Regions from separate parts of the Mus musculus genome. Here region 2 is linked to region 1. Evidence: chromatin contacts called from ENCODE Hi-C or POLR2A ChIA-PET data. All regions are on one chromosome and are shown on one strand. Each heading gives the region's core, a stretch centred on a gene start or an enhancer-like site at or near the end of the contact. The rest is flanking DNA. Distances are from core to core; before and after follow the strand shown.

Region 1 (2,914 bases), core at 273-2,772:
TTGAAGAAGGCCATCCACAGCTTTTCCTTCTATTGATTCAGGACCTATGATGAGGCAGAATGTCACAAGGCAGGAGCATGTGCCAGAGGCTACTCATCTCTGGGAGGACAGAAAGCAGAGAGATGGAATCCAGGAAGCAGCCAGGGCAAGATACATCCCCTAAGCGTATACTAGGCCTCATTTCCTACCTTCTGCCATCTTCTGTTGATACTATCAAGTTATTAATGCATCAAAGGATGAACCCATTGATTGGATCGGAGCTTTCAGAATCCAATCAATTTCCCAAAGCCCACTGGCTGATAACCAATGGGCTTTAACAAATGGTCTGGGAAGGACACTTCATGCTCACACCATTGGCTGTGACCCTCAACAGAGGCAGCTACTGCTAGATGCATTTATGTTGCCTTCCTAGTGGTCTGTGAACCTACAAAAGCCATTGCTTCATTTATCTGTGTCCTCCCCATTTATAAGTAGATGTTCAGTTAATGCCCAGGAGCTGAAGACACCTGAAGGAAGCAGAACTAGACCCTTATCAGGAACATTTGGAATTCTTTGTAATGTGCTGATGGCTTTGGTCAGATATAGATATTATGTTTGGGGTCCTACTCCAAAGACACTCCACCTCAGAAAGGTGCCACTTAGCCAAGAGAATTTCATCTTTTACTAATTGGAATAAGACAGGAAAACAATGTGGGCAGATGAATGTTAATAATAGGTCAAACTGGAGGAAATGCCAAGGGGATGGGTAATGAATACCCTGTGTCACTCATGAGAGTCAAACCTGCCAGACATGGCACTCATCGGTATTGCAACGCTTGCCTCCGCCTGTGCACACAAGGCCATGTTGGTCTCTTCCTTCTCTCTGCCCAGGTTGCCACCCTGTCCCTGCATCCACACCTCCTCCCACCCTCCAACAGAGCTGTGTTTTCCTTTGTTAGCTCCTCCCACATGAGTTTCAGATAAATTCTAGTCCCTTTGGGAGCATCCACATGACCTAGGTTTTCCTCTATGTACACTTCTGAATTCTGATAAAACTCTAAGAGAGCAACAAACCTGAACAAAAGGAGAAAGAGCAAAACATATTCCAGGAGCCGTTCACACTGACCCACTCCATCTTGTAACAAAACCAAAAGTCCTATGGCAGCAGGGGCAGGCGGAGGGGCAGCAGAGGGGCAGGGGGGAAGGGCAGGGACAGGGACAGGGGCAGGGGCAGGGACGGGGGAGGGGCAGGGGCAGAGTGACTGGGGCTGCTCACTCATAGTGGAATCTCTTGGCAGTGGTATTAGTCTGAAGGAAGCTGGGGCAAGAAGTTAGGCGTTAATTCTGCTAACTCCCCATGTGAACATCTGATCTCTTAGCAACTTTGGCCTTAGTGGGCTGGCTTTGGGCTTTCACCTTTTCTTCCTGTCACCAGCTGTGTAACCAGAAACTGGTTTTGCCTTGGCTAATGTAAACAAAGGCTTAAAACCGGAGCATTTTGAAGAGGGGAAGGAAATGAAGCTTCCTGAAGTTCGAGGCTGCTCACCCAGAGGAAACGGGAATTAAATAAAGTGAAAGGTATTTCTCAGAGAAGCTGCTGTGTCCTTGTCGCCTCAGGCTGGGCCTGCAGAGACTAAAAAGAACTAGGTACATTCTCCCAGGGGCTCCTCTAGCAGAGCTCAGGCACTTATCTAGGCTATGTGGAAGGTCACTGAACCTCCAGAACCACCGTTTGCCTTAATCCCCACTTCTGAAAGCCCGCCCAGGCTAAGCATGGGCTGAAATGTCTGCTACTCCAGGGTAGCCGCCCAAGTACACTCTAGGTCTTCAGTAGACTGGCTTTAGGTGTGTGCCCCAGGGAAATTCTGACTTCATCCCTGGCCCTGCCCTTAGCTCTCTCAGGTTTCTAGGAAGCAGTCCCCTTGGCTGGCTGTGAGATCTCTACAGCAGGCAACATGGTGCTAAGACTTCTTTAATGACCTTACAAATGCAGCCCAGACCTACCTCCTTTCACCTGCTCCCTGTCAGGGGCCATGCCAAGTTCACTGGCTCCCTGAGCCTGTGCTAAGAATAGTTCTGAGGTGAGCCCAAGAGTACTTGCTCATTCTGACCTGGAATACTATATCATCTTCCTAAGAAGTATATTTACTTCTTCTGGGTTTTTTTTTTTTTTCCTAGTAAAGATTAATTTGCCAAAATCATTCTTTGATAGCACACATATATGAACACACACACACACACACACACACATATCCCCTATTCCATTTTAATAAGTCATGTGTATCCTTCCCTATCTATCTATCTATCTATCTATCCATCCATTTATCTATTATGTTTCTTCATATAAACACATATAATCATATAAGTATGCATGGCTATATTCACATGTTTGTATATGTAAGTTGCTCTTCTCTTGCTCTTTTCTCTGCAACATTAACCTCTCTGTCCTCTTCCGTTAGCCTTCTTTCTTCTTATGTGGGCTCTTGAGGGCAGTTGAAGGGATCTATACTTGTGAGGTTTAGATCCTAAACAGTGACCTCTGACCTCACAAAGCTCTCAGCTCAGCAGCCATTTCACCAGCCCCTTGGTCAGCAGCCTTTCCACTTCCCAGGGGACTTGCTGCCATCCTCTAACCCTGTGCCCTGTCCATCCCTACCTAGGGCCACCTTTCATTTGACTGGCTGGGGGACAGCTTTGACCTCAGTCAGCAGGTATAACACCGCAGCGCAGGCTGGGCAGCCTAACTGCCGGGGACTGACTTCACACAGCACTCCAGATCTGAAAATTCATTCCTAATGTGGCTTTCTCACAGCTACCTTAACACCTTGTCCTCAAACAACAGAGTGGAGAGGGCTCTGGTCTCTTCCTCTTCCGGAAAGAGCATACATCTCATCATGGGGTCACATCCTATGACTATAAAATCTAATGAACTCCC
Region 2 (2,914 bases), core at 198-2,697, 130 kb before region 1:
ACGAAGACAAAGTAACACTCTACTACCCGAAAGTAAAGAGCCTTTGAATCAAAACAGACAACCTTTGATACACAAAAGCTTCAATTCTCGGTTTAATAAAGCGTCCTGTGGATGAGATGCTCAATATTTGTTGATGGAAGAGTGCTGGGGCTAAAACCAACGAGCATATTGTGAGTAGTGACTAAACATGTTAAATGTAGGTTAAGTAAAAACTATCCCCTCCCTCATCATTGTTGTCTGACTTTGTAAGAGATCTGCACATATAAACATAATATATGGCGAAGTGAGTTGATGACTTACAGTATCTTCACCACTCGGAACATTTTTCAGAAAGTCCTTTGAGGTTTTAAGATTCAAATACTATTTAAAAAGAATTATTGTTTCAACTACCTAACAATTACCTAGACTTCTTCCAGACTTCATTTAACCTGTAAGTAAAATGAGCATCTTTAACTTTTCCACAGGGCATTTGGAGAATGAGTTATTACTCATAAACGCTTTCGGAGCCTCAGACACCAGCGCGGTACATCAAGCGTATCCATCAATTTGAGGGCTTTCTGGACCTCAGTTTACCCACGTACGGAAACGGGCTTGGCAAGGGCCGGGAGGTGAAATTAATTAGTGTTTTTAAAATGCTCTGAGATTCCCAAGATGAAAGGAAACGTAGAGGCACGCAGAGATGATGACAATAATCATAACAATAAAAAGAATGACTAACTTGGAATTCTGTGTTACGTAAGGAAGCTGAGAAGTTATCAGATTCACACAAACAAAAGAAAAGCCCACCGCCCCTTTGTTCCCCTTCCACTTCGCCGGCCTGCAGCCTGGCCGCGGGAGCGAGAACCGGGCCGCCGAGCTGGGGCTCCCCTCCGCCGCGCACCCGCTCCAGCCGTGGGGGAGGGCGTTCCGGGCAGCTCCTCACAAAGGCGCTTCCTCCCTCCGCGCGGGATGCGGCGCCGCAAACTCTGCTCCCCGCCGCCTCCCCGCGGGCGGGCGGGCGCGCAGGCCGCCGCGCCGCCACCGGCAAAGGCTCGGAGGAAGTTCCGCGCCGCCGGCCCTCGCGCCCCCGTTCGCCGCCCGCGCCGCACTCACCGGACGACTGCTGGTGGCCGGAACGCCAGCTCGGCCCGCCGCACGGACACCCGGGGCGCGGGGGCGGCGCGAGCACCGGTTGAACGCAGGCACCAGCGGAGCCCGCCGCCTTCCCGCCAGCCGCCGAGCCCCGCGAGGCCGAGTGGAACGCAGAGCCGAGCGCGGACTAGAGAGGGAGGCTCGGGCCCGCTTTGTGGTGAGCTCCCCGGGCTGCAGGCAGATCCGGTGGCGCCGCACGGCCGCTGCTGCCGCTGCTGCTGTTGTCGCTGCCGCTGCTGCTGCTGTTGCTGGCGCTGGAGAAGGCGGCGGCGGCGCCCCCGACGGTCCCTCCGCCTCGAACCGCCTTTGGGTCACTGACACACACTGGGAAGGAGGGACCGGGACTAGCGGGAGGGCGGGGCATAAGGGTAAGGGGCAGGGCCACATCGCGAGGCGGTGCCGAGAGGGCTCTTGGGAACTGTAGTTCTCTTTACCGAGAGAGAAAAAAAAAAGTATCTGTTGTGGAGGAGCCTACTGCTGGCTCTGCGCTGTGCACGCGCAAGGGGGTTGGGGCGGGGACTGTTGCCATAGTCACCCATTCACTAAGCCTGAAGGTTCTGGACTGTAGTTGACTAAACAAGGCTGGTCTTGTGTCTTTGGTGCCATTGGGTTCCTGCCCACAGCCAGTCCCTCCTGCTTCACCCCACCCCCAACCACTTCCAAGTGCCCAGTGAAATCTAACTTCCTCTTGACATGGCAGTCTCCTTGGTTGTTTAGATTTCTTCTGCAAATCATAAATACCCCCTTCCTTTGCCTCCTTCAAGAGAATTACCCAAGGTACTAAAAATCTACTTGTTCTTAGTGTTTTAACAATTAGGTTATAAAACTGTAGGGAGCGTGACCATTAACAGAATTCTGTAATTTCTTTGTTCGGTTAGTTACATTTAATTCCAACCCAAGTTCAGCATTAACAGCATTGTTGGATCATTGTACTGCAATTTGTTCATCTGAAAATCTATAGTTCTTCAAACATCCAGATTCCATAAATATATATTCAAAAGATAAGTAGAGAGAGTTCAGAACTGTTCAATGTATGTATTAGCCGATTCAAGTTTCTCACTATCAAATTACAACATACGGCACCTTGAAACATGGTATGGGTATGTTGTGCTCAGCTAAGTCTTACACCCTTTCTAAATGACCAGGTATGCATGTATGGTGGTGTGAGAAAACACAGTACTGGCTCTCCAGAAGGTTTACAGGTAATTTGCCTCAGTTTCCCTTAATAGAGTACCTAGAACCTGGAAGAAAAAACATTAATGCCAAGGAATCAGACATCTATTTCAAGATGGGAAACTAAGGATTTTCAAATAGTCTTAGGATCAAAAACCCTGGATGCCCACAGACCACATAATTATTTGATCAATGAAGAAATAAGTAATTTAAGAAACAAGTACACGGGAGACAGAGAATGGCTCAGCAGGGCTCAGCAGTTAAGAGCACTGGTCACGCTTCCAAAGGACCTGGCTTCTTTTCCAGCACCAATGTGGACACTCACAGCCTCCTGTAACTTCAGGGAATCCAACACCATCTTCTGGCCTCATTGGCCCATAGACATATATGCAGGCAAGACACCTGTATTTAAAATATTTAATGTAGATATTTAAATAAAATACTAAAAAACAAGTAAAGGTATTTACTATGTGCCAGGCACTTTATTGGGCCTCAAAAATAGAGCTGTAAAGATATAAAAGAGACATACTTTGTATTCATTGTCCCCTCTCTCTGCCAAGGAAGAGACAGATAAATGGACTCAGTGTGATCTATGCTGTCATAGGAAAAT

Evidence for each region. Hi-C counts contacts between places; a loop is a spot of excess contacts on that map. ChIA-PET counts read pairs that join two places held with the same protein, here RNA polymerase II (POLR2A).
Region 2: a map of heart shows a loop between it and region 1 (3-fold over the local background). The contact joins the promoter of Peli1 here to the enhancer-like site in region 1. A Hi-C loop is called at or near these places in 3 of 37 maps with a recorded cell type or tissue (gastrocnemius, heart and v-Abl transformed pro-B cells). POLR2A ChIA-PET finds 5 or more read pairs at or near these places in 1 of 5 experiments (Patski).

The regions. Positions count from the first base shown.
Region 1 is chr11:20,956,964-20,959,877 of GRCm38, reverse strand. The region is part of intron 6 of Gm32293 (a long non-coding RNA gene); the gene reads right to left. Among named protein-coding and RNA genes, the nearest start is that of Gm46273, 41 kb to the right of the region's middle. Within about 2 kb of position 1,522, at least 1 of the 3 ENCODE cell types and tissues checked has a DNase peak (open chromatin) inside an H3K27ac peak, as active enhancers do; it is heart, where a contact is called at or near this core.
Region 2 is chr11:21,089,857-21,092,770 of GRCm38, reverse strand. It overlaps Peli1 (pellino 1), which reads right to left and starts at 1,447. Exons shown (of 7, transcript NM_023324.2): 1 at 1,093-1,447.